Linked DNA regions of Homo sapiens: region 2 is linked to region 1. Evidence: read pairs that join two places in POLR2A ChIA-PET (ENCODE). Cell type or tissue: MCF 10A. All regions are shown on one strand. Each heading gives the region's core, and the rest is flanking DNA. Links, peaks and the distances in the headings are about the cores only. Region 1 holds the start of LOC124904500 (a long non-coding RNA gene). Region 2 holds the start of LOC105372884 (a long non-coding RNA gene).

Region 1 (15,990 bases), core at 3,126-11,125:
AGGGTTGAGAAAATAAATTTCCTATACATGTGAGGCCTTCTTTCTTTCCTATACATTCAAATATTGATTTAGCTTGAATTATAGGGAGAGGAAATTGTCCACAGCTAGGCCAAGCTGGTGTCACAGCGTCCTTAGTGGCCAGGCACGGCAGTAATGGTATAGGCCACAGCTAGAGAACGAGGGCAGAAGCTCAGAGAATGGGGTATAGCCATGACATTCGGGTATAAACACTGGTCACTTTCTATTTAGGCTATTCAGTGACTAGTATCTCCGGTTTTCTCAATGGATACTGTGAAAGTCTCAGAACCAAATTCATTATTAGACCCAAATTCACTTCAAAATGTAACAATAACTATACCAAATGGCCTTTTGTGTAGGGCCATATTTCATGAAATAATATAATGTTGCCACTCTAAAAAGGTCAGGCATTGTTTATTAACGATGCCCAAGAATCTCATTAAATCCGGGAGGTGAGGATAACAGGAACTAACACAATGCGTTTGAAGTGATCTGTATACCAGTGAAGGCTGGTCTGGGACCAGAGGAGCAGTTTGGACTTCCCATGGCTACTGCCCTGAAGTCCCCATGCTCTTTGAAGGGCTGTCATCCACTGCTCAGCATCTCTCTTCATTCCATCTGCCATGGGGAAGGCACTGGTTAGATTTACCCAGCCCTCAGATTCCTTCCTCCATCAGAATTTACCCCTTGGTTCATCCTTGGCAAACAAATAAGTGATCCCAGGTGAGAGAAATCGCATTCTGAGAAAAGCAAGGTGATGAGAATTTTCTCCATTAATCTGGGCATGCTCCAATTTGCACTAGGAGCATACATTTGCATGTTGAATTCCAGAAGCCCAATTCGAAGCATATTAGATAAAATAAAATTAATTCTTGTAATCCTCTGTGATCATATTCAAACCGAATATTCTCAGCTTGGCACACAGAACAGGTTTGCCTGCCCGCTTTCCTCTGTACTTTTCTATTAAAATTATTTTCTCAAACACCTGATTGAGTTCTGGCTGCACAAATGGCCCTGGGAGGGGATAGGCTGCTTCCAACCTGCATCCGCTCCCCAAGTAGCTTAAAGCCTGATGGGGGAAGACACCACATGGATAGATCCGGACAGGCAGTTTTACCATAAGAGTTAGAGAAATTCAGAGGACTGAATTCACTGTGATTGGGGTGGATTGAGATGGTTTTGAGCTCTGTTGCGGTCACAGGAGGAAAGACAACATGGAGATGGCAGCAGGCAGATATTCTGACCTTTGTGCAAGTTCAAAACACCTGCATGCTCTTTAGTCTGTACTGCATCCCCTCCTTCCAGGGAGGCTGGCAATGAGAGAGACAGCTCCTTAAGATGAGATGGTTAGCAGCTGAGCCCAGCAGGCCTCAGGGACTTGAAAAAAGGCCCACGACCATGAACGATTGGTGGGTGGGTCTCAGAGGGTGACAGCAGTGAGCAGGAGGCTAGCTTACCCTAACTCTCTGCAGAAATCTGTTAGACCCTGGGAAGCAACCTTGACCCCATGGGGTGGTTTGGTTCTTTCTGGCTCCCCCATGAGGAAACCACAGGCTTTTCCTGTGGTTCTGGAGATAGGGTCAGTCACAGACTATGTGGGCTTAGCTTGCCTGGGGGAATCAAATAGACTTTCTGCACACTAGTCTCTAGTGGTCCATGATCCAATGACTGCCCAGTGCTACCAAGGCTTGTATTGGAAAACTGAAGATCTTTTTAAAAAGATGTTCAATTTGTTTGTTGAATGTTTGCTGTGTTCTAGGCACTATGCTCATGAAGCATCTCATTTAATCCTTGCAAGAACCTGATGGAGTGGATTCTAGCATTATTGACAGTTTTTCTAAGAGGAAACCGAAGGCTTAATGAGGACAGGTAACTTGGGGAAGGCTGATGCTTAGGAAGGGTAGTGCCAGGACTCCAGATGTGCCTAACACAGAGCCTATCCTCCCCACCATGCCATCCTGCCTCCCAACAGTAAGCAGGCAATTTGGAAGCGTGTTCAGAGCCTATGGTATCTTCCTGCCTGCCCTGCCTTCCCAGAGCACAGGCCCTGCTCTCACTCTCTCTTCTGCTACTCTCCTCACCTCCCTACCTCAGAAGCACTCCTGAAAGGAAGCACACAAGAAGAGAGGCAGGCACACTGTGTCCTGGGCCCAGGGACAGGTGACCTTTCCAATTCAGCACCTTTATAAAACTTACCTAATGAAGTTAAGAGGAAAAAGGAATTAATGAATAAACGAAGGTTAAATCACTCCCTGCAGAAAATTGATGCTGACAGCAAGGGCCAAGAAGAGAGCTTGGGAAGCAGGGAGCTGACTTGCACAAGAGGCTTTTAAAACTCCTTTCTCCAAATTTGAGGGAGGCATAAGGCTTGCCAATTCCAACATGGGCAATGAAAACTTTGGGAAGTCCAAGGAGATGGCCTGAAGAAAATGGAGTGAGAAAGCCATACTCTACCTTGGATGATTGTTTTTGCAGAAGCTGATTTGGGTATGATACACATATGTGTGCATGTACACACACATACATACACATACTCCTTTTATTTACTCACAACCAGTAAATAAAAGGTCACATTTATGCTGTATACACCATTAACTCCTGCAGCCAATCAAGACATAGTTTGGGTCTGCCTGGCTCATTCCTGGCCTTCCAGGGACCAATGTGGCATGTCTTCTTGTCAGCACACACTTGTTAGCCTCCTGTCTCCTTGTCACCACTACAATTGTCCCTATTCCCAACAGCCACCCTCCACTTCCCGAGGTGCACACCTCAGTCCAATTGGCTCAGAGGAGCTGCAGAGAAATGCATGGCTGGTCCCAGGGAGAAAGAGAAGGAAAAGCAGAAATAGCTGCTGGCCATGGCCAGCCAGCCGGGCTGGGAGCTGATGTAGGGAGTAGAAGAGGATGAAGGGAAAAGGATGAAAACAACCTGGTAAAGCTCAAAAAGTTGGATGAGGGGCCAAGAGAGAGAGTATGCTGCTGACTTACGGAGTAACTCCGGGGCAGCCACTCGCTAGCCTCAAGCTCAGTTTAGCTGCTCAGTAAAACGGGGTGAGAAGAAGAGGCCTGCAGGAGAGAATCTGCAGTAGAAATCCCCCCTGGCGGGAGCAGCGAGTAGGGAAGATCAATAGCTCTGACTGCCCCTCCTCTCTGTGCCCACAGGTTTTTAGGAATCTGATCATGAAGACAGGCAGGCTCCGAGGGCCCAGCACAGCCTGCCCATCTTGCAGCATGATTCTGCCTGGGAGTCAGGGAACCCACACTGGCTGATGGAGGGCTGGGAGAGCTGCGGGGAGCCTGAGGGGCGGGCAGAGAGATCCGGAGCCAAGAACTGACTAGATCAACCAGTAAATAAAAGGTCACAATGATTTTTCCAGGCACCCAGGGAGAAGCAGACAAGAGAGCCCAGCTGACGGCAGGAGCTGACAACTGGCAAATGAGCCTCCACAGTTATCTGTTTTCCTTCCTTATTCTTGTCTCATAAGACAGAGGCTAGAAATAGATGCAACTGGCAGATGACTTAAGGATGAAAAATGGGCAACGTGTTAGTTGTGGGGGACTCCATGGTAGTGAAAGAGGGAGATTACCTTGGAGGCAGGGAGAAAACACAGGGCTTAGCTAGAGCCATGGCTGAGGGTTTGGCTCTCACACTGTCCCAGGCATTGTATAGGGATTTCACCTTCTCAGCAGTCCTATCAGGTAGGTATTATTGTTATCCCCACTTTACAGAAGACAAGACCAAGGCTTAGAGAGGATACGCTAGGCCATATCAAAGAGTGATAGAGCCAAGATTTGAATACAATTCTAATTGCCTCCCAAGATGAGGCCTTACAGTAAACTAGAATGCCTCCTTTTCATAGATATTTTCCTTTGTTTCCTTTTTCCCCCTCCTCTCTTTCTTCCTAAGCTCCAACAAGTGTTTCCTGTTTCTTTCTTTTTTTTTTTTTTTTTTTTTTTTGGGATGGAGTCTCTCTCTGTCCCCCAGGCTGGAGTGCAGTGGAGCGATCTCGGCTCCCTGCAAGCTCCATCTCCAGGGTTCACACCATTCTCCTGCCTCAGCCTCCCGAGTAGCTGGGACTACAGGTGACCGCCACCATGCCTGGCTAATTTTTTGTATTTTTAGTAGAGACGGGGTTTCACCGTGTTAGCCAGGATGGTCTCCTGACCTCGTGATCCACCCGCCTCAGCCTCGCAAAGTGCTGGGATTACAGGCGTGAGCCACTGCGCCCAGCCCTAGTGTTTCTTGAGTACCTACTAAGTACCAAATGCTGTGGTATCTCTTGGGGAGACAGAAGCAGCCCAGACAGGCAAGGTCTCTGCCTGTAATAAATGCTGCAGAAATGATACAATGAATGCCTGAAATGGGTGCACTATCTCATTTCCTTTATCCTCTTTCCATGAACCTGGGATGGGCAGAGATCTTCCTTGCTGTACAGTCAGAGAAATGGCTGTCCTGAGGGGAGGGGATTGGCAAGGTTACAACGGGCTTCAGCACTGGAGCTCTGCCAGAGCTAGCATCTTTTTTCCTGATGATGTTACTTAGATACAGGGTATGTCCAGAGGACCTGCTGGTGAGCTTGCCACAGAGAGCACCAGGGGCTGGGTGCATGATGGCTTCCTACCAAGTTCTATGTTGTAGCAGCTGGGGCTGGGGGAATCCCTCTTAGGAAAGGTGGGTGGATTGAGCCCCCCTGAAGGCTGCTCACCTGCATGCTGCAGAAATTCTGTGAGGATGGATGCCTCCTAATCCTTGCCTTCAGCTCTGCCAGTATCAAGTTTTGGGAAATAGTCCTTGAATATACCAAACTCTCTCACACTCCCAAGCTTTCCTTAACTTGAACAATATTTCTTTGCTTTTTTATTCCACTGGGTGAGCCCCTCCCCTCTCACGATTCACCTAGAGCATCACCTCCTCCAGGAAGCCTTCCTTGACTCACAGGCTATATTGGGTGGTGCCCTCTCCTGTAATCCCAGCACTCTGCATACTGTATTGTAACTCACTACTTACTTGTCTATTTTCCATATGTATGTGTGATAGTGCAAGGATAAGCTCTTTGCTGTGAGCACAGTTGGTCCTCAAAGGCTGTTTGATGAGCTATTTAATGGCTAAGTGGCTAGAACATTTTTTTCATCTCAGTTCATTCTTCCCTCTCCTGTCTTCCTTCTACCTGGCTTGCATCTCTGCCCACCTCTTTCTTATAATTAAATATTAGTTGAGGGACAGAGGCTGAACCCAGACTGTTTGCTAAGTCACCAACAGCTGATGACACAGTCAGCCTTCTCATCACCTGGTGGGAGTTTCAAACCCCAACCTGTTTGCAAGGTGGGGACCAGTCATAACTGGGGGGAACAAGGTGAGGTGAGGGAGGTAACTTGAGGCACAGTGGCAAAGGCTCAGGGAACTTAACCACAAGGCATGCACTCTATGAAGTGGAGATTGCGGCTGAAAAGCTGAGTCCCTGAGCTGGCCTGCTACAGAAAGATCAAAGGGCCAGCTGGAAATGCAGCCAAGCTGGGCTCTAAAAACAGTGTAAAGCTGGGAGGAGAAGGGCTTGAACACACATTTCCCCCAGTGGGTACATGCAATGGCATATGAAAGAGCCTAACACTAACATAGTGAAGACACTAACACTAACATAGTGTAGACACTAACACCCCCAGAACACACAGGAACGTTTGCTCTCATCTCACTCACCAACCCCACCAACTTCTGTTCTCACAAGCACATGCATACTCGAACCCAGGTCAGCCTCCGAGCGCTGTGCACACAGCCTCCATTCCATACACATTCATGGCTAGAAGGAATGCACCCAATGTCATTGCCGCAAGGGGCATTCAAACACATTTTATCAATGGGGAAAATGAGGCTCCAGTTGACCTTGACTCAGATGTGTGGTGAGTGACTCTTGATGATTGGCACAGGCAGACTCTTACCTACTCCTCCCCGGCCACTCTCCCATCACCCCTCTGCCATCCTGCCACCTCCCTCCCGCAACAAACTCCCTGGCAGTTCAAAGTTGGATTCCAAATTTTGTCCCTAGGATCAACCCCATTGAGAAACCTTATCTGACAGACAGCATGTGCCAGTGGCTGGCCAGAACTCACAGGTGGTGAGAAAAAGCCCCCCACATATTTCTGTAAATGAGTACAGCTGGTCACTTCTGGCTGAGGAGTTCAGAGGCCTTCACTAAAGAAATCAAAAAGTGGTGGTCAGCTTCCCACTTCATGGGAACCCTGTGTTCACAAAGATGTCCCTGGATAAAAGGCCTGAGAGGAGCTGTTCAAGCCTGAACCATTTGTATGAGAAATCTGCTGGGGTGGAGACCAACACCTTTCCCCTCCCTCAGGGGCACCCAGAGCCCTGGCCCACATACAGAGGGACCTTGCCAAGTCCCGGCCACGCACCCCAGGACTTCCAATTGCGCTTGTCTCCAGGGGTTCACTGACTTCCCCTTTGCCTCTGCCCCTCTTCCTGATGCATGGTGCCGCTCTCGACACCTCTGAACCTGCATCTTCACACTACAGAAACCGTCCTAGTCATCAGTGGATGGCAGTAACTTTTCATGACGGCTCCTCTGATGTTGCCATCTTTCGTGTTGATCAAAACAACAAAACGAATCAGACTCTCGGCATCTGATTGAAGCCTAATTGGAAATCCAAAGTGGCACTAAATGTTATGGTCTAAATAAAACACATTCAATTACTGAAACTCAACGCAGGGAACACAAGGGAGCGCTCCTGGAAGGAGCTGAAAAGCAGGCTGCAGAGCTCTGGGGTGTCATTCCGGGGCCCCCTGTGTCTGGCTGGATAAGACTTAAGATGGGGAACACAGGAGGCTTTCTTGAGTCTGAGAACCTCTTACTTAGGGCCAGGGATTGAGCTGATATGGGTTTGCATGGTTCACACTTGAAACAGCACCAGAGAAGCTGAATCGGGGCTTCAATGCCTCACATGTGTTCTGCAGCTGCCCTCCTTGAAAAGGTTTTTCCTTTGCCAGACCGACGAGCTTTGGATGGGGGTAAGAAAATATGCAGAGGAGTCATGATGTCTCCCGCTGGGGTCTCTGCATGGGCTCTCCTGGTGCTAGGGGAGGGCGAGCAGTCCAGGAGCTTTGCAGCCACACAGACAGGCTCCTCACTCCCGGCTATGCCTCCTAAAAGTCATAGACACACCTAGCTCAGATCCCTCAACATTGCTGCACCTGGCCTTCCTCATTTGTCAAACGGGGGAGATAATACCTGTCTTCCCAGGTTCTTGTGAAGAGGGGAGATCATGCTCGTGAGGCGCTTGGCTGGCTGCGCAGGAGAAACTCCGCGGTAACTTCCTGGGGCGAGGTGCTTTTTCTCCCTGCATTCTGACCACCTGCAGAGGCATTTCCCCTGACTGTCCATGTAGGGCCCGGGGCAGTGCTTGCTTTCCTTTATTGGTTTTTTAAACTAAACAGTGCACTACTCCAATCTCCTTGAAGGTGTCAAATGAGGAGTTACTGAGTCTGTGCTGGCCTCCTGGAGCCCAGAAAGCCGCCTCTGAACCCTTTTCCTAACTGGGAGCCGGGTGTGGGGAGAGCAGGAGGGGAGGAGCCTTCTGCAGCCACAGGGCAGCCAGGGGGCGCTGTCTCAGGAAGCTGAAGAGGTGTGGATTTGGCTTCAGAGGTGTGGGGTGGAGTCCCAGCCCTGCTGTTGGACAGCTTGGTGGCCCTGGGCAAATTACTTAGTCAGTTTGAATTTCAGTTTTGTTATCTGTTAAAAAAAGGCAAGGACAATAATACTTATCTCATAGGACTGGTGTATTAGCTGAGGCCATGTTTGTAAACTAAAATAAGAAAAACACGGCAAAAATATTAGTTAGATTTCAACACAGCTTAAATAAGGTAGGGCTGAGAGGCAAGGCAGGGTGGTTAAGCTTTTTTTAGGTGTGGCTGTTTGCAAAGCATGACCTGCAGGGCTTGGCCTGATGATGATGTATGGGGGCACAACTGTAAAAATATAATTACTACTACTACCATTTACTAAGCGGGTAGTAGGTTCCTGGTACTTTTCAGAGTGCTTTTTATGCATTAATTAATTTAATCTTCAAACAGATGCCATAATTATGCCCATTTTACAGGTGAGGTAACTGAAGCACAGAAAGGTGAAGCAACTTGCCCAAGGTCACATGGCAGTAAGCAGTAGAGCCAGGGCTTGAACCCAGGCTGGCTGCTCCCCATGGCTGTCAGGAAACTACTGATAGTCAATCATTGTCTGCTTCTCCACATTCGGCTTGGTATACCCTTTCTTCTCCGGAGTCACTGCCCCCTCAGACCTCTCATCTCCTCTTCTGTAAAATAAAGGGCTGCTCTTCACTAGAGAATCTCTGGATAAACCAGCTCTGGATTCTTGTGTTAGGGAGAGGGTGAGTCCCCCGAGTGACCCCAATTAGGGAGGGAACCAGGACAGGTCCCTTCCTGGTGGTATGCGTTTATGAGTTACTTTAATCATTGAATACATAGTACATCTCTTCTACAGCATTGCTCTGATGTACAAATAAATAACCTTATCTTGTGATTTATCTATACATCATTGCGCTTCTCCAGAATTTGACCACCTTGAGGGCAGGGATTCTATTTTATTTTTTGCTATACAAAAGCATACGTAATAGTGCTATTGTTGCATTGAAAACAGCAAAAAGAAATCAAGAAGGTACTTATCTTCCTGGCAGCCCTATTTAGAAGGAGACTTTTGCTGGAATATTACTTAGAAAGACAGCCCTATCTATATCTACATATGCAAATGACTTGTCAGTGGACAGCTCTATGCATTATACATGGTCAACACTTAATGGTCTATTGAATGAATGAGTCTGCATATGCAAACAATATGCAAATCTTTCCCTATTTTAATTTGACCCTTCGGAACATCTTCAGGAACTCTCTTGGGCCTAGGTTGTTTTAATGTTGCTAATTAAAAGTTTTTAAACACAGTGTTCACTCTTGTCTGTGCTGAGTGAAACTGTTGTCAAGTTGGGAAAGGATGCTGGGCTAGACCAGGTTACTCAGGATTTACCCTGATTCTTCTGGTAATTCAGATGATGGCCTAGGCAAATGACTTTCCTCTCTGGAGGCATCAGTTTCCCCATATTTAAAAGAATGAAGGAGGGTAAGTTTCCTTCTGGTGAGACACTGTAACTTCCCATCTCCTGGTCATAGGAACATGATTCTGGGCAGTCAGTGTCATCCTTCAGCAATACCTATCTAGAAAGAAAAATCAAATCCCTCATCAAGGATTAGAGAGTCTCCAACCCCCTTGCCCATTTAGAGAAATGAGGTTTTTGGCACCACTTCTCCCAGCCTGGGCATTGTATTCAATCATTTCTTTCCAAACCAAAGGATTTCAAAATAAGAGGCTGGAGTTTTCTCTCTTAAATACAGCAAGCCAAGTGTCTGATTAATAGGGTGGGTTTGCATTGCCTTTCCCTCATGTGAAAATATTTATTTAAAAAAAATACTCCGATGAGAATATTAATAGCCAGAGAATCAGCTCCCTATCAGCCTCTTTGTTCCTTGACATTTGAAATGGGGGAAAGAAAGAGGAAAAAATCAAAACCCGGGTTTGAGGTGGTCATTGTTGCCTGCACCCACAGCCCCGGGAGGTGGGAGGCAGGACTCCGCCCTTTCTTTGGGAAAGGCACTGATGTGAGTGCTCAGCTCCTGGGCCACACTGGGGTCCTGCATCCTTAACCAGAAACACATGTGCATCAAAGCCTTGGATTGAAAGTGACACATTTTAAAACAAAAGTGCAGCAGCAATTCGCTTATCCTCACTTTCCTAATCCGCAAACTCTGTAATTCTCCCCAAAGTCCCTCAGGCTCAACTCTCCTCCCTGCCCCCTCACATTCCCTCCTCCCCAGAGGCTCAGCCAAGGCCTCCCAGCCCAGGCAGAAGGGAGGTCTCCTGTTACTGAGTCCTTGCCCGCCTTGTAAAAATACACCTTGGCATGCTCTGCCTGCACCCTGGGAAGCCTTATCGCCTGGACTAAACAAATGTGCACAATCAAAATAATAGTCTGAGATGTCAAAATAAATGAGCAGGGGACATCTGGAAGTGTGACTCCCCACGTTTTTTCTTTCCCTTCCCCAAGGTCTTTAGGTGCCTTAGGGACTTAACAGTTCAGTAGCTTTGGCTACAGGTAGAAGACTTACTGCCCCATGTATCACAATAGCACCTCTGAAAAGGATTCTTATTTTTGGTTCTAGATCCGGGTTAGTAGTTGACAGGGCCTCCTCCAAATGGAGGAAACCACAATTAGTTTTCTGGTGCAGCTGCTGGACATTGGTGGATGGTATGCTAAGGGTCTGGCCTGTCCTTCCATCTCTCCCCAGATACTGCGTAGGGTCTTCAAACAATGCAGAGAATTTCTTAGGGGGTGGTGGGGGGTCTCTCCTGCATTTAAGACCTTCAGGAAAGGGTGGCTTTACAATCTTTCCAAATAATTTTTGTTTCTGAAACTCCAAGCTGACAGTCTCCTTGCCCCAACTCTTTTAAATTACGTTAAACAGATGTGGTTAAAAAGCCAGTTTCCTGTAATCCATGGGGATGAGGTCCCACTCCCCCACATACTGAAGGTAAGTCACTGAGAGGCCTGCTCCTGTGCAAGATGAGACAATATTGCCACAGGAAGACTGCCTGGAGAGCTATTTATAAGCAGCATACCCTCCATGGGAAAATTTCCAGGCAGTGTGATCCTGCTACTGATGGATTCCTGCAAACCCTTCCTGAAAGCATTTTCAGGGCCCACAGGCATTTGATAGACCTCAGGTAGGACTTACACAACCTTCAGCAAATCAACAGCAAGCTTTAAAGTTGTCAGTACTTCCCCACATGTTTGAAGAAATCAGTCCAGCTTTGATGACTCCAGCTGGGCGTTGGGTGTTGCACAATGCTGATGGGGCAGCTAAACAGGGTGCTCTCTGGGCCTCGTCTTTCTTATCTGGGGTCAGAATGGGTGCTCTCTACAGTCCTTACCAGCTCTGATGCTCTGTGATTCCATGACCTTGGTAGCTGGGGAATCATGTTCTTAATGTGTGTTCATGGACCACACGCATCAGAATCACATGGGTGTTGGGCAGCAGAGGGAAGAGGCAAGCAGACCGACTGCGTGACTGCCAAAGCCAAGTCACAAAAAGGCGATGCAATTTCTACCTCATTATAGGGAGTACTCACTCTTGGAGTCCTCAGCTGCCACAAGCAAGAATTCTGACTGTCTTGGGGGCCGCCTGCTGTCAGGAAGCCCAACACACATGGCAGGGACTTGTCTAAGGCACTGTGGTCAACAGTCCCAACTGATCCCAGCTTCCACTTCCCAGACATGTAGGGGGAGAAGCTTCCAAATGATTCTAGCCCCTTGTCCTTCTAGTCAGTCCCAGCCATTTGTGTCATCCTAGCAGAGGCTGCAGACATTATAGAATAGAGATGAGCCGTCTTCAGTGCACCGTATCTGAATTCCTGACTTACACAGTCTTTGAGCATAATAAAATGTGTTTTTAAAAATATCCCCAAACCTGGGGGTGGTTTGTTACAAAGCAGTAAATAACCAGAACAGTGTGCCAACTACTAGTACATCTAGGACATTCGGAACTGGGGTCTGAATGTTCACTACCTGGAGAGTGGCAGACCCATCTTTCACAATGAGCGTGAGACTTTGTTACTTACGTGGAGAAACCAGAAATGAAAAGCCCCATAGGTATTCCCTTTCTGGCCCGGTGTCCATGCATGCAGCCCCAGGCTCACAGGTTCCTCCTCCCTTCTCTCCACAGATGCCTGCTATCCTGGCCTTCTGGCCTCACACATCGGCCTGGGGCTGCCTGCCTGTATATTGAGGGGAGCGGGACTGTTTAGTCTGCCAGGCACATTCCTGGATTTTTAAAATAAATACCAGATTATGGGAGACTCAGCTCAGTGCTGTCATTTGGCCAGGCCAGAGGCTTCTGAGGCAGCGCTTGGGAGTAAGCAGGAGGAATGGCAGTTGGAGGCCACTGCCTGAAACTGGGAACTCTGTGCCAGCCATAATTTGTGGTGGAGATGTTTCTAGCCCTTTCTGAAGTTCCAAAGAAGTTCTAAGACTACTACTAGTAATAATAATTACCACCACCTTTTGAAAACACTATGTGTCAGACATGATGCTGGGTGATTTATATGCATTCTCTCAATCCTCACAACAATTGCATTAGGCCCATTACACAGATGATCAAACTGAGGTTTAGAGAAGTTGAATAACATTATCAAAACCATATACTTAGTAAGTGTCTATGGAATGGAGGTTGGCCTGACTCCCACGGGCCAGCTCTTAACATCTATGCTATTTTGCCTCTCCAGGCCTTGAAGTAGAGAACAGAATCCCATGCCCCAGCACCCACTCCAAACACACACACCCATCACCATCCTTTCTGCTGTTCCCAAGGCCCTTTCCAGTCTGTACGGAGCCATTCTCCACTGTGACTCCCTTTTTCCATTTCACCCTTCGCTGGATCATTTCATGCCTCTATTCCCTCTGCTAATGCAAACTAATTAAAGTATAAAATAGAATAATTGCTTCCATCCCTATACTCTTTTCCCATCCACCCTGTGTATAGATTTATACTCCTTTTCTAGGAGTGGCCAGCCTGACAAGTTGGGTGAAAACTGGGGCTATCAAGTTTCTTTTCATCTTGTTGCTTGGTTTTTCACTTGGCTCATAGCCTGATTTTCCCTTGACTCGCTGTCTGACTTCCATTACACACTGAGGATATGGGAGCAACTTGTATGCATGCCCATAACATCTGCTGATTCGCTGTCAGTGAAGCTGGGGCAGACTTTCTAGGAAAGAGCCAGGCATCCTCTCAGTGGAGCACCTGGGCAATTAATAGGATTGGGGAATCAGTTCCCAAATTTTCCCCTGGGACTGGCCGGTCTTAGATCTATTAACAGTACATTACCATTGACTTGTTAGGCAGTGACACTAACGACCCAACACTTACTAGTCCTATTTCTTAATTACATTTAATTAATTAATTGAGAGTGAAAGAGAATACATGAGTGCTATATTGGATTGTTCTAGCTCTGTGGGGAGATGAAAACCTCTCTAGGCAGAATGTAAGACCAGAGACTTGGTTTTACTCTCACTATGTGTTCCACTCTCACGGCCCCAAGAATATTACATGTGTCATGTTTGGAGGATGGGTGGGGGAACAGAGAGGCAAGGGTTGGGGCAGGGTGGAAGACAGGGATGAGAGTAGGTTGCCCAGAGATTTGTTTTAGAGCGAAATGATGAAAAACCCATTCCCATGATATCTTAAAAGGTCTCAGGACTTTTAGAGAACTTGAAAGTCTTAAATTGCTGTCTCAAAGTAGGAAAATAGACAACTTACGATGATTCAACTTATGGTTTTTTTACTTTACAGTGGTGTGAAAGCAATACACATTCAGTAGAAATTGTACTTCAAGTATCCATGCAGCCACTCTCTCCTTCACCTTCAGTACACTCTTCAATTCATTACATGAGATATTCAACACTTAATTATAAAGTTGGCTTCGTGTTAGATGATTTTGCCCAACTGTAGGTGAAGATAAGTGTTCTGAGCATGTTTAAGGTAGGTGAGGCTAAGCTATGAGCTTGGGAGGTTAGGTGTATTAAACATGTATTTGACTTACAATATTTCCAACCTACAATGGCTTGAGTAGGAGGCAACCCCATCATAAGTCGAGAGCATGTGTACATATCCATAACCAAACCAGCATTCCAGCTTTCTCTACAATGTTGACCCTTCAGCGAAGATGCTCATATGAGCACATGTGGCCTCATAAATCTCTCCTTAAGAACATTATGCTGACCGGGCGCAGTGGCGCACGCTTGTAATCCCAGGACTTTGGGAGGCCGAGGTGGACGGATCCCTTGAGCCCAAGAGTTCGAGACCAGCCTGGGCAACATGGTGAAACCCCATCTCTATTTCCATAAAAAAAATTTTAAATTGCTCTGGCATGGTGGTTCATGCCTGTAATCCCAGCACTTTGGGAGGCCAAGGCAGGTGGATCACTTGAGGTCAGGAGTTTGAGAGCAACCTGGCCAACATGGCAAAACCCCGGCTCTACTAAAAATACAAAAATTAGCTGTGTGTGGTGGCATGTACCTGTAATCCCAGCAACTCAGGAGGCTGAGGCAGAAGAATCGCTTTAACCCAGGAGGCGGAGGTTGCAGTGAGCCAAGGTCATGCCACTGCACCACAGCCTGGGTGACAGGGCAATAGTGAGACTCTGTCTCAAAAACAAAACAAAACAAAATAAAAAATTTTAAAATTAAAAATTGAAAAAGAGAACACTGCTTTTGGTTTAGTCTCAGGCCCATCTTTTGTGCTTTTGGTATCATCTTCTGGAGAGAGACAGAGCAGAGTCCCAATCCTAGGACCTTAAACAAATTTCTATAAGATCTGAAAGAGACTTTAGAGTTAGATTTATAATCTCCATCTTTACAGATGAGGAAACTGAGACTCTGAGAAGTTGAGGGCCCAGGTTACCCTTGAAGTCAGAGATGGGGCCAGGCCTAGAACACAGATCTCCTGGCTCAGGCTGAGGATGACTGGGTGTGTCATGTCCCCCTGCCCCCTCTTCATCACACACCATCTCTATACTCCTGAGAAATGGGATCATGAGGCATGAGAGCTAGAATGGGCCATATAGAATGTGGCATGTGGGGCAGTATAAAAAGAAATTCCCCCTTTATTGTCTCAGCTGAGCCTCACACTGACCTTGTGTGAGAAACACTGAGGTTAAGTGACTTGTGCAAGGCCATTCAGATAGAGAATGGTGAAATGAAGTCCAAATCATACCCATGGACTTCAGATATGGTGTTATCTGATGCAACTCCTCTCAGCTATAAAAGAGGAACCAAAGCTGTCAGAGGATTCTACTATCAGTGATAACACAAGCTGGACTAGAACCCAGGACATCTGACTTCATTTTGACAGATTATTCTCCTGCCACACATTCAACTGCTTCCTTGGAGACATCTGAGCTGTCTGTGAGTACTTAACTCACAGCCGGCCTCAGACAGATGGGCCTCCTGAGCTGTTCTTGGCTTTCAGCTTTGGACTGAGCCCCTGGTGAAGTCACCTGGCTACCTATTTCTACACAATTTACGGCTCTCCAGGTGACAGGCCTCAGAGCTCCACCACAAATCCCCCTCAGACTTTGCCTCGTAATCACAGCTCCATCTGGTACAGGGAGCTCCCCCTACTAATATTTCACTTGACCAGAGGCAGCCCATGGCATGAAACCCAAATTCTTCCTATCTCTGCTCATCGTGGCTGGCTACTGCTAAACCCCTCTGTTTGGTGTAGACTGTAACAAGAACTGGGTACCTGAAGCAGAAGGTGGGACAGAGGAGGGGTATTTACAGATAAGCTGTGTGGACACTTGGTGTGGCCAGGCTGATGGTCTCAGAGATGGCATCAGATATGGATCTAGGAGGTGATTATATTCTCTGAAACCCACTCATCTGCCTCCAGCCCTGACCCAGCCCCTCTTCTTTGGATACATTTTGAATGCATTTTCAGAAAGCGTTTCATTGGATAAAAAGATATGCAGCTAAAATATATGCCTTGGTACCTTCTCGGTCCCACTAAGGTCTCATTGGTCACTTCTTCCTTCCCACTTTGCTGGGCTCAGAGAATCTAAGAAAGAGCTCTTACCCAGAGCTACCCGCCTGGTCCTCTGCTACACACAGTGCCTCTTGAAAACATTGCATAAAATGTGAGTCTATTTAACCTCTGCTCATCGTTTTATCCACCAATATAGGTTGTCATCTATCTACCTGTCCTTTTTTCTGTATCTATATCTGCATAAGTGCCTGGAATGGTGCTCATCAAATGTTAACATGGTGTTATATTTTGGGTAGTGAGATTTGGTGACCTTCTGCTGTTTTCTTTTCTGTATGCATTGCTTGAATTTGTATAACAAGCGTCCAC
Region 2 (15,990 bases), core at 6,699-14,698, 77 kb after region 1:
CCATTAGGTTAGACATAAAGCAGAACTTCCTGGCTACGAGCTGTCTGAAGCTTGACCATGAGCGACCAACATTGGCTCTGGCATATCCTTTCCTAAAGACTTTAAAGAGCAGCAGAGACACCTAATTGCTGCCCACAGCACTGGGTAGGAGAGAACCCTTCCTCCAGCCTCACCTTTGCTTGCTGGTATTTCAGTAAAAGGCCCAATACAAATATAGAATGTATAATTTTCACATCATTCTTGGCAAATCCCAGGTGCGCCCCATTAGCAGAGTTCCAAGGATGCCATTTTCTATCAAGAAAAAGACACGCCACATCGGAGTGCTTAGCTCAGGGCCCTATTAATAGCAATCCTAATTATATGGCTGCAAATTTAATTCATAGCAATGATTAGTGTCAGAATCAAAGGCATCAGGCATCAATATTGATGGAATTGCATAAGCCCCATAAACAGAGAACAAGCATTTGGGCCCATCCCCCCAGCAGTGGTCGGCTGTTAACTATTGCCTTAATGTCTCTTCCAATTTTGCCAGATCAAAATGACTCCATTTCTCAGTGTGCTCCTCCTCCCCACTGAAACCTTTGCCTGGCCAGCTCTGAATGGGTATGACTGGCACACAAAAGATCCCAGACAATGTCTTTGAAGAAGAGCCCGGGGGCTCCGAGGGATGCATGGGTGATGGGCCCTGGCCCCACGCTTTACCCAGCAGCTTTTGGCCTTGTCAGCAACACTCCTTTGTCTCTCCTTCAGAAAGCTCACAGCAAACAATGATGCCTGGAGAAAGGGGAGTCAGCTGGGGACTGTGTGTGGCACAAAAGGCTGCCACCCCGCGCATTGTGACCCAGGCCGAGAGGGATGGGAAGGTGGAGGAGGAGGCCTGAGGAGAGGGACACAAGGAAGACAGCGTGTGCCGAGGTGACAGCTGCCATGTCCCGAGTTTCCAGGGCACCTTCACTCAAAAGGGTGCAAAGAGGTAGCCCTTCCCCTCTTCTCTCGTGCATCTTCTTGCAGCTCTCCATCAGGCAAGTGGTAGTCTACACGTGGACATATGGAAGCGTAGAGAAGTTCAATTGAATGCTAAAAAGCTAGTGGTTAAAAGCACAGGTCTGGAGTCAGAGAGCTCTGGATTCAAATCCCAGCTCTCCAATTAGTAGCATTGAGACTCTGCCAAGTTACTTAGTTTTGTTGAGCCTCAGCTTGTTATATGTAAAATGGAAACAAGACTAATGATTTTTACAATTTGCAAGGGTTGATGAGGCTTAACTGAAACAAAACAAAACACTTAGCCCAGGGCTTAGCATATAGTAAGTGCTGAATTTATAGTGGATCTTTTAGGCCTATCCCCATTCAAAAATGTGGCATTCCTAGAGAGAAGACTAACGTGTAAGACTTGAGGGTCCCAATTCAGTGTTCTTCTGATTTGTCAGAACTTCTTAGCCCTGAGGCCAGAAGTGAAGTAGGCCTCCCTGCTGGGCAGGTTCTGGTAAGATCCCTGAGATGTGTGGACTGAGGGCTCAGGGATCCTGGTCACCCTAGATCAAGGTTGTATGGTCAGGCCTGGTACAAGAAGCTCAGCTGGATTCTTGCTCCAGGGAAAAAAATCCCTAGATCAATTTTAAGTTCGGCATAGGAAATGCCTGCATGCTAGAGAGGCCGAGGTCAGTCTGATGTTTTGTGCAGAAAGAATGTTCTTTAGGCCGGGCGCAGTGGCTCACGCCTGTAATCCCAGCACTTTGGGGGGCCAAGGTGGGTGGATCACAAGGTCAGGAGATCGAGACCATCCTGGCCAACATGTTGAAACCCCGTCTCTACTAAAAATACAAAAATTAACTGGGCGTGGTGGCATGAGCCTGTAATCCCAGCTACTTGGGAAGCTGAGGCAGGAGAATCGCTTGAACTAGGGAGTTGGAGGTTGCAGTGAGCTGAGATCACGCCACTGCACTCCAGCCTGGTGACAAAGTGAGACTCTGTCTCAAAAAAAAAAAGAAAAAAAAAAGTCCTTTAAAATGATATAGGGAAGGGCCCCAAAATTGGAATTCAAAAACCTGGGTTCCAGTCTTGCCTCCGTGGGTAAGAACCTGGGTGAGTTTCAGCAGATCACTCCACCTTTCTAGGCCTCAGCTAACTCATTCATAAAATAGAACAATACGCATCTTACTTGTCCAAAGTCAGTAGACCAGATCAGTTTTCTGAGGTCCCCTCCAGCTACTAAATCTATGATACACATTTAAGGGAACACTCTTGATCTTGCTTGATAGCGTCAATCTTATCCCCTGGGGGCCTTAACCCCAATTCCCCAGCCTCTTCCCCTCAATTGTCAAGCGTGGGAATTCCAGATTTGTTATTAAAGCCTGTTGATGCCATTTCTCCTTCCAGATTAGCTGGGGGACACTCAGCCTTTGCCATAGAAACCATAACACAGGGTAGGATGGGGATGGCTGATTGGGACAACCCAACGGCACCAGCTCCTGAACTTCTTTCCCACCTTGGAGCCTAGAAACCTTTCTGGAGGCTGAGGCCAGGAGAAGAATAGAACCACAGGAAGAGACTCAGAAGGCCAGAGCTCCAGATTCATTTTCACCACATTCATCTCCATGTATTTCCTGCCTCCCTGGACAGAGAGGCACATGCTAGCAAGAAGGAAAGAGACATTAAAGTAGCCATAAGCTCTTAGCTTGATCATCTTGGGCTACACAAGTGACTTAGGTATATGCTGGGCCCATCTCCACCCTGAAGTATTTGTCGTTCTGGTTCCAATTTCCACATCTTCCCTTGATTTACAACTTGACCCCAAGTAAGTCCATAATCTCTGAATTTCAGAATCACCATCTGCAACAGAGCAGTGAAATATCCCAATCCTTCTTTTTTTTTTTTTTTTTTTTTTTCTTTTTTTGGAGACAGAGTCTTGCTCTGTCGCCTAGGCTGGTGTGCAGTGGTACAATCTTGGCTCCCTGCAACCTCCGCCTCCCGGCTTCAAGCGATTCTCCTGCCTCCTGCCTCAGCCTCCTTAGTAGCTGGGATTGCAGGCATCCGCCACCAGGCCCAGCTAATTTTTTTTTTTTGTATTTTTAGTAGAGACGGAGTTTCGCCATGTTGGCCAGGCTGGTCTTGAACTCTTGACCTCAGGCAATCTGCCTGCCTCGGCCTCCCAAAGTGCTGGGATTACAGGCGTGAACAACCGCGCCTGGCCTCCAATCCTTCTTGATCATCTGAAAATTATATGGGACTAATGAACTAATAGAATCAAAGAGAATTTGGGACTGTGGCAGAAAAACATGGTAATAGTACAGGAGTGGTAGTAGTAATACTAGTAGGAGGAGTCACTCTAGCAGCAACAGAGGTGGTAGGCAGCAATGACTGCCATTTATTAAGCATCTCCTATGTCAAGATCTGTGTTAGACATTATATATCCTCCATGTCTGATACGCATAGCAATCTTGCCAGGCAGGCATGGGTGGTCCAGATGAATAAACTGAGGTCCCCTCAGATCACATAATTCATCGAAGGCAGAGTTGTGCAGCACAGGATACTGTGGTTGGTGTGGAGACATGCAAAGGGGGAGAATGGGCCTGTTTTAGTTAATTCTGCGAAGCTACAACAGGGCAACTGACACTTCCTTCAGCCCCACCCTGGGGAGGGGGTCAGTACATATTGTTTGGTGATATGAGACTGGGAAACCTCTCACTGGTGACTAATGCAACTGGATGCCAAAGTCCAGCAGGATTAGATTAGTTCGGCTCAGCTGGTCCCGTCTTCTAAGTATTTTTTTCCCATGACTCAGGGCTGGGAGTAGGGGACAGGATTCTCTTCCTCCGTCTGACCTTGCAAACATGTCACTGAAAAGGAGCCTGATCTGACAGCATCACTACCCCAGGGAGCCAGGGAAGAAGTGGGGTTTTGGGGAAGCCTCAAAGATATCAGTAATAATAGAAAGCACTTGCATGCCAAGCACCATATTAAGCACTTTTTACACATGATTTTATTTAATCCTTACAACAAATATGCAAAGTGCTTATTACTACCCCACTCCACAGGAAAAAAAAAATCGAAGTTCACAAGTTAAGTCACAATTGTAGTAATATTTAAATGCACATATGCCCATGTGCCCAAGCTCTGCACTCCATCCCTTCCATGAATTATTTCTTTATGATCTATTTTTTCCTTAGCACTTATCACCCACTAAACATAATATATATTGTGATTACTTACTTTGTTTGTCTGACTTCCCACATTCAGATAATTTCCATCAGGGCAAGAATTTTTTTTTTTTTTTTTCTTTTTGAGATGGAGTCTCTCTGTGTCCCCCAGCTTGGAATGCAGTGGTGCAATCTCAGCTCACTGCAACCTCTGCCTCCTAGGTTCAAGCAATTCCCCCACCTTGGCCTCCTGAGTAGCTGGGATTACAGGCACAATGCCGCCATGCCCGGCTAATTTTTGTATTTTTAGTAGAGATGGGGTTTCATCATGTTGGCCAGGCTGGTCTCGAACTCCTGACCTCAGGTGATCAGCCCGCCTCGGCCTCCTAAAGTGCTGGGATTACAGGTGTGAGCCACCATACCTGGCCAGGGCAGCCATTTTTGACAGTTTTATTTTCTACTGCTTTATACCAAGCTCCTGGCACACAGTACATATTCAATAAATATCAGTTCAATAATGAATTATGTCATTTAATCCTTACTGTAATCTTATGATGCCGGTACCAGAACTGTCCTCATTTTACATTGAGGAAATTAAAGCTCAGAGGTCACACAGCTAGTAGGATGGAGTCAGGACTGGATCTCTCCAAAGCCCCTATACTCTTTGTTATGCAAATTGGTCCCTACCCGAAGGCAGGAGAGTGGACCAGGTGGTCTTTGTAAGTCCCTTCCGACTCAGAGATCCAGGTCCATGTACAAAATCCACAGACAGGCAAGGCTTAATGGTGTAAAAGGGTCTGTATTTTCCTAAAGATAAGACCTCTGTAAACACCAGCACCTTGGCCTCTTGAAAATTTTGCATAGCCTATTTAGGTCACCTGTATTCTGTGAGCTTGAATCATTACGCCCATCCCACCCATCCATAAAACACAGTTCTCTGTGTTTCACCTGCTTGGCAATAAAGCCCCGAGCTGCAGGAGCTCAACCTTAAGACTGCAAAACAGCCAGCTGAATACACAGCCTGAGGCCTCATACAAGAATTGTCCAAGATTGAAGTATATTAGAAACTACACAAAAAGTACAAAAAATAAATGAGTCTTTAGTTTCTCCCCTTTCAGAATGACTCTGGGAGATCAGGACCTCCTTCCCTGGGGTCTGCTGGGGATCTGGACAGAGCCGACATCTCCTGTCTACACCTGCCATGGTCAAGCAAGGAGATGTGCTGGCCAGAGTGTGTGTGTCAAGACGGGTGGGAGTGGGACATTCTGTAAATATGCCCCTTTCTTGTGCCAACCAAATGCAGCCTTTCCCAGCTTTCAGAAGACCAGTTCTGGGGACCCAAGAGGCCTATAGAACAACAAAACAAACAGCGAGCTTGGCGGCGGGAGCCCGGGCAGGGAGCCAAACTCATTACTAGGGATGTGGTGGTGAGCTCCCTGAACCACCACCCCACCCCTTCCATGCAGGCTCTGGGGAAGGGGAGAGGGTCTCTACTCCCCACCACCCCAGTGTCCAGCATTGCTGAGACGCCTGGGCGAGTTAGGGTATCAGATGGGCGGTCTCAGGTCCCAGGAGAGCCACTAAGTCTCTTAGATGTGGACCTGCAGCTCCGGCTGTTTACTCAATCAAGGGTTCATACTGAGAGACAAGTGAATCATTTCCACTCAGAGGAATGAGTGGCTATTGTTTGGTGGGGCTGGCACAGAGAGAAAGGCATGTTTCTCAGCTTTTCATCCAACTTGGCCTTCCATCCGCCAAGGCAACTCCACCCCACGAGAGGAGCCAAGTAACAGGTTAGTGTGTTTGGGGAGAAAGTCTAAATGCCAATGTCAATATTGGCATTGGAGGGTGGGGGTGAGCATATAACCTTGGGCAAGACATTTAGTATAGCTACAGCTCAGTTTCCTACATCTGTAAAATGGGGTAAAGATGCAGGGGCGATCAGCACCCTCAGTTGAAGTATTTGAGGAAGATGAAAAGAACCACGGAAACGTATCTTGTAAACAGTCAGTGTTATCAAATAACTGAGTAATAACCCCAGGGCTGAGGAGAGTTAATACTTTGGTGCTCCTGATGGATTCTTTCCAATGCCTAAGCTGCTACTGCAAGAAGCTCACAGTTTTCCTGGCTTTGCTTAGTAAATCGTTTGTGCGATTACAAAGAGAAGAATAGAATTGGGACGTCAGGGCTTCCTGTGGGCTGGGGACTGGAGACCTTGGGTTGGTATGTCCCTTAGGGAAAGGCAGAAAGAATTTTCCTTTAAGAATTTCACAGGCATTTCAGCAGCCACCATTAGCTAATGGGAAAGAAGGTAGTGCCAGAATAGGCCGGGGCCCTCCCCAGAGCTTGGAAAGTCTCTGAGGATTTGCAAAAACATCCCAAGAGTCATACAGAGACTGGTGGGGGAAGCAGTGGTTCCCTGGGCATTCTTTCCTGCTTCCCCTGTTATACACAAGCCTGCATCTGATCCAGGTGAAGCAGATGGCTGTCTGTACTATTCTGGGGCCCTCCAGGCAACAGTGTAAATGCTGTCCCCTTCCTCCAGCCAACATTTCTGAGATTACCACCCCACCCTCTTCCAGATGTTGTTAACCAGAAAACAAACTCCTTTCCTGTTACCCACCAGAAGTTGTCCTGTTTCCTTGACTCCTCATGCCACTGCCACGCCAACCCTCCTCCTCCCCTCACTGACCTACCCAACACATCATACCTTCCTTCCTTCGCAACCAACCACATCAACAGGAGTCACCGTTGGTGTCTGATTCTATTTCAATTCGTACAAATAGATGTCTGGCATAGAATAGGCACCCAATACATTTGAGATCACTTTCATGAGCACCTAATGTGTATCTGGCAGTGGGGATGGCGTGATGAATGTGAAAAGGAAGGCCCCTGCCCTCAAAGATCTGTGAATCTCAAGGGAGGTAGACACCTTAACAGCTGCTCCCTTGCCAGATGCTGTGGGGTCTAGGAGGGTGCCATGCATAGTGGTTGAAGGGACAGAATAAAGGACATGTCACAATGCTTGAGCAGCAGAAGAGGTTTCTGGTGGGGATGGAAAAGAGAGCCAGCAGCATCTGCTGCTGTTTAAGGTCCCTGGGACTAAGAGGCTAGAGAGCCTCGGCAAAACACTACCCCCCAGCTTCTGTGAGGAGCCCTGCAGGGATGTGAAACCTGGGTTGAGGCGGCAGTTTAGCAGCTGCAAATGGAAGGAAGAAACCAAAGGAACTTCACCCTAACCCAAGATAGTCCTTCCTTCCATTGTCCTGGCATCTTTCACTTGCTCAGCTTGACTTCTTCCCTCTTTTGCCCCATGGCATGAGCTTGATTTGCCTCCTGTCTCCGCCCTGAAACCTGGAAAATCATGTAAAATGAGTTTCCAGTTCCTGTTGCCACTCTTCCTCCATCTCCATCTGCTTTGGTGTTTGCACTTAATCTCTATCATCTGGACTCCCACTGCCTATTCTTAACCAGGAGGGATGCTGTCATGAGGAACTGGACCCAGACCCCAGGATAACCTGCTTTTCCCTCCCCTACATCTGGCCCTAGGCCTGCCTGTCCTCATCATCCAGGCCATGCCTTGCCCTGTCTGTGCCAAGCCCCTCCTACCTGACCCTGAGGGGCTTTCTGCTACACTAAGGGCAGGCTCAAAACCAGCCTCATTCCAAAGCCCACACCCAGGGGACCTTGGTCTTCCCTTTTCTGCTCCTCTTCTCTGCCTCAGCCTGTCCTCCTTCATCGCACGCTTTGCTGACAGAGCCAGAGAAACAGTGGCAGTATCATTGAGAAGATCTGAGATTTGATGCAGGAATCCCCTTGACAGCACCCTGGTTGGTGACCATCCAGTCTCTGCTTGCATATTTCCACTGACTAGGACCTCATTCCTTCCTGGGTCAGCTCTCACCATCACGGGACAGTCTGGCTGTAAAAAACGTCTTCCTTATATGAAGGGGAAAGCTGCATTGCTGTAACGCCTACCCAGTGGCCCTGTTCTGCCCTCTGGGGCCACACTGAATAAGCCTAATTCATCTTCCATAGCTTAATGGATAAGCCAGCAGATTGTAAAACCAGGTAATCACATTTCAAGTCCTAGCTCTGCCATTTTATTTGCTGTGTGACTTTATTATTATTTTTTAACCTTTCTTGACCTCCATTTCCTCATCTTTAAAATGGAGGTGATAATAGCACCTACCTCATAGAGTTATATAAAGAGTAAATGAGTTAACAGATATAAAGCTCTTCAATAGCATGTGACACATAATAAGTGCTCAGTAAATTATGTTATGTAAAGACAGCTGTTCTATGTCCTGCTTTATTCACTTTTTCCCTTCACATAGCATGATTCCCACATCGATCCAGCTCTTGTTTATCTGGCACTTGAGTTTGCTTAACACCCTCTTGCGATGTTATCTCCAAGGTAAAGTGGAGTCACTGTGTCTCGTGACATAGAAGCTGTTCTTCTATTATCATGATGAAGACTAACTTTGTTGAAGCAATATATCACAGAGTTGGCTCATGTCAACCTCACGGTTCGCTAAAATCCCAAGATCCTTTTCACTTGATCTCCTTAGGGCTTAAAGCCTCACAGGGCTCTCCCTCCCCTCTTACCTGTCCAAGTCTTCTGAGCTTCTCTGAATGTTGGACCTTCATTGCATATGCTTTGTACCTTCTCAGTGTGGCACCCAAGGTCTAGAATGCCCTTCTCTCCCCCAACTCATCAGTTCATCAGTTCTTCTGTCTCATCTAGTCTATAAGCAGACCCTGGTAATCTTCCTTTTCAGTAAAGCTTTGCAGATTGATCACACTATAGTTGCTGTTTTGTTTGAATTCTTCCACCCTTATGGTGAATCTTTGCATGTCTTCTTATCACCTGCAATGCACTGACCCTTAGCTTATGCAGCATTGCACATATAGGTTTTTTTTTTTTTTTTTTTTTTGAGACAGACTCTTGCCCTGTCGCCCAGGCTAGTGGCGCGATCTGGGCTCACTGCAACCTCCACCTCCCAGGTTCAAGCAATTCTCCTGCCTCAGCCTCCTGAGTAGCTGGGATTACAGGTGCATGCCACCATGCCCTGCTGATTTTTGTATTTTTAGTACCGACAGGGTTTCACCATGTTGGTCAGGCTGGTCTCAAACTCTTGTTTTTGTTTTGCTTTGTTTTGTTTTGCTTTTGAGATGGAGTCTCACTCTGTTGCTCAGGCTGGAGTGCAGTAGCATGATCTTGGCTCACTGCAACCTCCACCTCCTGGGTTCAAGCGATTCTCCCACCTCAGCCTCCCAAGTGGCTGGGACTACAGGCATGTGCCACCACGCCTAGCTAATTTTTGTATTTTTAGTAGAGACGGGGTTTCACCATGTTGGCCGGGCTGGTCTTGAACTCCTGACCTCAGGTGATCCACCTGCCTCGGCCTCCCAAAGTGCTGGGATTATAGGCATGAGCCACCGTGCCCGGCCTCACATACAGGTTTTGGGGACTTAACCTTATTCTGTCTGTTCCTTCCACATGTTTGCAGCTCAGAAGGCAGTGGTCTTGTCTAGGGTGCTCTCTATGCATCTTGCAGAAAGCAGTGTATAAGCAGCTATGTGGACACAGCACATAAGAGCGCCCTGTGGTCCTATCACTTCTAGCAAGTCTCTGCTTCCTCTAAACTTACATACACAGGGACATCCTGTTCCTACAGACCACAGTAGATGAGGGCTGGACAGCCTGACAGACGCCGGGAGAAGTGAGTAGTTCTGACGCACCCGGCTTCCCTTCCCTTTCCAAACTCTTAGCTATTTTTTTTCTTTATTTTCCTTCCTGTGTTGAAAGAGCTATGGGGCCTGGACCATAGTAGGGTTTCCTGGGGACATTCCATAAATTCTTCATGGGTTATTTCTCTGGAGAGGGGTGGGAGCAAGTAAGCTGGTAGATGGGAGGCCAGCAGGGGCCTGGGTATGAATGTCAAGTACCTCAAAGCAGCGTGGGTGGGAAGGAAGGGTGAGCTGCACAGAGGAGGAAGGAGGGGTGTCATGAGCTCATAGAAACCGCCAAAGAAAGGCCAAGCAAAGAGTGAGAAGAAGCAGCCAAATCACAGGTCAGAACAAGCTGTGGGTAACCACGCCCCCAGCTTTGCCCTTGAACCTGCTGACTGGTCTCCACAGTAACTTGTCCGTCAGGGTTTCAATAAGGCCAGGAGAACTTGGCCAACTCAGGTGTGTGACTTGGATAGATGCCAAGCAGCCCCTAGTGTGTGCTGTGCACGATGCATGGAGATATGGGGAAAGTCAACTCAAGGTCCCTTTGTATCTGGTTGGGTCCCTTTTCCTTTATTCACTTCTCATCCATCCATCCATTCAGCAAACACTGATTCCTTAATTCACATCTAGATCTGAAGAGAGTGAAAGCACTGGCCCCTAGCTGACCTCTGTAGCAAGCCTGGACCTGAAGATCATTCTCAGTCTCCCTCCCTGGGCTCTAGAGCTACTTCTTTAAGTAAAAATGGTGCCAAATTGGGTGTCAAGGCAAGAAGCAACTTGTCCTAGATCTCTATGCTTGGGCAAGTCAATTTTCTTCTCTGGACCTCAGTTTCCCTGTCAAATAATGAGAGTATTGGGCCAGGCAATCTCTAAGGTTCCTTAAAGAATGGTTCTATTTTTCAAAGCAGTTTTGAAGCCTATCCCATGAGTGAACACTCGGTGACAGGATTAAAGGGGAAGAAGGGAACAGTCCAAAAAGCATGACCCCTGCCTTTCACAGAACTTTCAAGAGAATCAAGGAGACAGAATGACACACATGACCTGGAGCAGTGACTGAAGGTAGGGGAAAGGTGCTCACGCTAGCCTGTGTGGTTTCTGCTGGCCCTTAGAGAGCCTGTGTGCCATTTAGGAAAAGGTGGTCCCTATGGGTAGATGACTTAGTAAGAGAAGTCCCATGAGCAGATGTTTATACCACAGGGTACATGATGTGACAGGGAGAGCTCAGGCTGGATTTCAACTCCCACTAGGCCCGTTAACACAATCCTCCTAGGCCAGGCACAATTTGCTCAACTGGATATGGTGACCCTGGCTGAGCAGGGAAGTAGCCGGCCTCAGGGTTCCAAGCTGAATTGCTTCTTGGTAGAAGCCACTTTTAAATCTTAGCAGAATTTCACACAGCAACTCCTTCCCTTCCCATTTTGGAAAAGCAAATGCAAGGACCACATTCTTTCTCTCTTCCATGTGCCGAAAAGCCAAGCTAGGGTCCCTAGTCCCAGGCAGAGTGGAGGGCACAGAAGAGGAACATGTAGGAACCTCTACAGCAAGTGAGGAAATGGTTAAATATCTTTGGTATCATGAGAACCAGAAGAAGCCTGGAGGGTTTAGCACTGCTAGGTGAACCCAGACCAGTTCTTCTCACCTCCCCTGGCAGTAATTCAGAACAAGCAGAACATAGAAATTCTTCCTTGGGCTCACTCCAGGTTACCCTCCTTCCACATTTCCAAACAACATCCCTCCCAAGGCTCTAAATGGATTAGGAGGAAAGAGCTCCAGGGTGATGTCAACATCAAAGGGTGAGATGCAGTGAGGTCTTGCATGTTCCTTGATCCACAGGTGCTGGGACCAGGGAAAGGTGGCAGGAGGGTAAGCTTGGGAAAAGGGATTAGCTGAGACCGGAAAGAATGTGGCTGCTCTAATCCCACATAATGAACCAGATTGTGCGCCCTCTCTGCACCCTAGGCACTAGACAAGCTGGTACAAGCTGTTGGCTTCAGCCTGCTGCACAAGAGGCCTCCCATGCTGCCATCCCCAGACAGCCTGTGCCCTCCAGCTGGCAGAAGTACCCTGGGAGGCGCAAGGTAAAATGTCTACTTCCACCTGGCAGCTTACATCTGGGTGGGGAGCTGGGAAGGGAAGAGTCTGTGATTGCAGGAAGAGGAAAGACTGGAGAATGGTGTTTTCTTCAGGCATCATATACCATCAGAGAGCAGCACCCACCGTTTACCCCAGGTCTTAGAATTGGGACCAGTAATCTGCTTCAACCAACTTCTCTGAATTCAACAAAGACCAGTATAATCAAGTTTACAGGTTCTAGGGAGGGATTTGCGATTTTGGAGATTTATAATGCACATAATCAAAAACTTAGTTTTGCTTGATTTGGGAATGAAGAGCAATTTTTTTTTTTTTTTTTTTTTGCTTTTGCAGATGTACCTTCTTAAAGTTTTTTCTTAAAGTTTGGGAAATATTGAAATACGCTTGCATTCCTTACATACCCAATGACTGATGGCTGGAGGAAGTAGCTAGAAGCTAAGTCACAAAATTAACCCCTTCTTACCTCCCCATTTCACCTTTGTTCCCCAAGAAAATAAAGTTGCCTATAGTTAAATCTCCACCAATAGCTACCTTCCAAGAGGGACTCTTTGCTGAGGAGGTGAATGGCATTGGAGCATCTGAACTCATAGACTCTTACCTTTTTCAGCTTGCCACTCTTAGTCCCCACAAAAACCACGCTGTAGCCGTTGTAAACGTAGGAGGCCACAGAGGTCATGCGGTCCCTGCTGGTGGTGTACAGGGTCAGGCCCTCCACTGGAGTTGAGCCTCCCAGGGGCTGGTTGATGTCCAGTCCACAGAAGTTATCATCGATGGGGACAGGCTGGAGGGAAGCGGAAGGAATTGGGGTGAGTAACAGTGGAGGCATGGTGAAGTCTCTACACGACCCATATCCACAACTTCCAGCCTTAGGACACCAGGCCTCAGAGAGGCAGACATGGGAGTTCAGGGGCCCTAATACAAGCTGCAGACAAAAACTTCTCACCAGCTCACCCACAAATTCCATGTTGGTTCTTATGAAGCCAGATGAAAGAACAGGCAGCAACCTTCCACTCAGCTGGCGTCACCTGTATCTACCTTTCTGCCAGGAGAACCAGGATCAATTTGTAAAGCTAAGTGCCTGAACTCATTTTCTATTTATTTTAATGTTCCTCAGGACCATGGCATTCTGTGGGATCTTTCTATTTCAGACAAGAGTTCCTTCAGTGGATAATCAGTCTAAAGGCAACATTACAGGATTTCTACCAGCCCAGAAAGGGTTTCTTGTTTGTTTCTTGGGCTGTAGGGTCTCCCTTTGGGTGCAAGAAATTTTAGGCCATTCAACTATCCAGTTGTTTAATATTTACCAGCACGTCACTGGAGCCAACCATGGGAATTCTAGCTCCCTACTATCTTTCCATACTGGAAAGAGATCAGAAGTGTCATAATGATATCGAACAGTACCTTATACTTTGGAAAAGTTAATCTACCTATGCCTCAGTTTCTTCCTTTGGAATAATACCTGCCCACCTTTCTGATAGAATTGTGAAGGAACAAATGAAATAATGCATGCAAAAGATTTGTGTTAAGTTGTCCAACTCTTTCCACTATTGTGCATTATAGATCTTCAACAATGTTTGGGTAAATATAATTAAGAGAGAATTCTGGAGGTGGTGTCCTTCATATTTCCAGCCTTTAAGGAGAGTGGTGGTGTGGCTCCATAATGTATCTGTCAGCAGCGACTGGAGCATGTTTGAAAGAAGATCACCTTGAGCAAGTGAAAAAAAAATTGTGGCCGGGCACGGTGGCTCACGCCTGTAATCCCAGCACTTTGGGAGGCCAAGGCGGGCAGTTCACGAAGTCAGGAGATCGAGACCATTCTGGCCAACATAGTGAAACCCTGTCTCTACTAAAAATACAAAAAATTAGCCAGGCGTGGTGGTGTGTGCCTGTAGTCCCAGCTACTTGGGAGGCTGAGGTGGGAGAATCGCCTGAACCCAGGAGGCGGAGGTTGCAGTGAGCCGAGATTGCGCCACTGCACTCCAGCCTGGGCGGCAGAACGAGACTCCGTCTCAAAAAAAAAAAAAAAAAAATTGCTGGAAAGAAAGTAGGAAGATCTTGATCCTATCCCCTGTTCTGCTACTAACTGGTTGTGAAAACTTGGACAAGCAGGGTCCTCTTGTAGGGCTCTTAAAGGGAATGTTAAATTGATGATTTCTAAGGTCTCAAGAAAGATCTTAGGTCTCTCATCTAAAAAAGAATGAAAGACAAAGACCATAATGCTTCCTGAGGCAGGGGCTGCTGAGGGGTTTGCATTCTGTACACAGTGCTCAGCACGGGGCTGGGTCAGAATGAGTGCTCTGACATGGCCCAGTTAATGGCACAATGTGGAATCCTGTGGCAAAGGCTGCAGGCTCTGGGCCAGAAAGAGCCCCGCATCCTGTGGCAGCTGTTCCTTCTGGGTCTGTGAAGGCATCCCAGAGGAGGAAGGAAATGGCTATCGTAGAAATCATAGAAAGCAGCAGAACAGCCTGCCCCCATGCTCCCTTCAGCCTCCTCTCACCCTCACCAGGGAAGAGCAGGCTGACACACCATCACTCGTTGACAGCCTCATTTCTTTGGAATAATTGGTTTATAAGTTATGGCATATGATTTTTTTTTTTAAACCAGGGACTTCCGTTCCTTTCTCTTCTCAGTCCCAAAAGGAGCAGAGACTCATTTTTTGTGGTTCCACAGTGTTTTGTAGAGAGCTGCTGCTCCTGTTACTGGTAGGAATGATGGTGCTGCACTTGTGTGTGTATATTCTTCAGGAAATAAAACAAATTTTTAGGTTAAGATGACTTTTGAACCCGGGATAATATTGAGCCCCACAGAGCAGAAGGAATGAGTTTCTCAGGAAGGGAGTGAAGCTGTGGTGTGCTGAAGCCAGCTGTTAGGGAATAACTGTGCATTCAGTGACATCCCATGATGCTTGAAATCAGCCAGGATAGGTGTATTTATACCATGGCAATTGGCAGAGGCTACAAACCAGAGCACTCCTCTCCCTCCCCTGCCTGCATAGAGCCAGTTATTTAATATTTACCAGCACACCACTGGAGCCAACCACGGGAATTCTAGCTCCCTAGAAAGGCAGGTCAGAGTTATCAGCTACACTTTTTACATTGTGTGCTTCTCTTCCTCATCTCATCCCTACACTACACGCAGCTACTGCCCTGGCTAAGATGAAAGTGATCCAGATTTTAGGCCTTTCTCTACTGAAACCAGCTGTGTGACCTTGATATGTCATGTACCATGTCTCAGCCTCAGTTTTCTCATCTGTAAAGTAAAAGTATTGGAACAGGTAATTGTCAAGCTTCCTTTGAGCTCTAAAAGTCCTTAATTTCATGGCTTCCATTTCTTTCCCACTTTCTGCAGGGCTGGTAAGGCCACAGAGTCTGGGCACAGGCGTAGCCCAAGTCAGCTTTTGAGAAATGATGACAGAAGCAAAAACCTGGTAATCCTAGATTTTGCTACTGTCTTATTGATTCTAGTATCTCCAGAACTATTAAAAAAAAAAAAGATTTATTCTCAGCCTAAGCCCTTAGGATTGGCTGGAATTTCTTTCCTCCTCAAGTTGTTTTTCAATATATTGTTAGATATTCCCAAACACCTGATGCACCTTTACTTTTGCTCAAATGGTGAGAGCTTGGTGTATGGCTTTCCTTGGAAACAGAAGGGCTCAATAGAGAGAGACTGGACTAAGAAGTAATACAGCCGAACTAAATTCAAATCCCCGCTTTATCACTTATAGCTGTGGAGATCTGAGCAACTTACTTAGTCTTTGTGAGCCTTTGTTTTTTAATCTGTAAAATGGGGAAGATAACTCTTGCTTTATGGGGTCATTGTGAGGAGCAAGTGAGATAACACTTAAATTGCCAAGCTTAGCCTTTAGGACTAGCTGCTATTCAATGAGTGATAGCCCCCTTCTTCCTCTCTTTTCTGGGATCAGAGCTCAAATTTTTGATCTGAGATTTCCATGTTATTCCAGAGTCATGTTAAAATCAAGCTCTGGGACCACAGCTTCTTTCATTTATCCTTATTCCCCTCT

Evidence for each region. ChIA-PET counts read pairs that join two places held together with the same protein. Peaks named below come from ENCODE experiments on the same cell type or tissue, not always from the same donor. Only the 100,000 strongest peaks of a DNase experiment are listed, where the experiment ranks them.
Region 2: POLR2A ChIA-PET joins it to region 1 with 12 read pairs; 3 of 35 experiments call an interaction of 5 or more read pairs at or near these places.

Annotation. Positions count from the first base shown.
Region 1 is chr1:208,124,745-208,140,734 of GRCh38, forward strand. All of the region lies in intron 4 of PLXNA2 (plexin A2), which reads right to left. LOC124904500 (a long non-coding RNA gene) reads left to right here and starts at 1,778. Exons shown (of 2, transcript XR_007066851.1): 1 at 1,778-1,887; 2 at 3,180-8,997. In MCF 10A, for the core only: a CTCF peak has its summit at 7,630; DNase peaks (open chromatin) are centred at 7,647 and 10,857.
Region 2 is chr1:208,197,716-208,213,705 of GRCh38, forward strand. It overlaps PLXNA2 (plexin A2), which reads right to left. Exons shown (of 32, transcript NM_025179.4): 3 at 12,565-12,747. It overlaps LOC105372884 (a long non-coding RNA gene), which reads left to right and starts at 9,075. Exons shown (of 5, transcript XR_001738428.3): 1 at 9,075-10,934; 2 at 11,835-11,953. RefSeq lists an enhancer at 291-796 and a silencer at 3,609-3,903. In MCF 10A, for the core only: no CTCF peak of the experiment used is centred there; DNase peaks (open chromatin) are centred at 10,066, 10,576 and 11,706.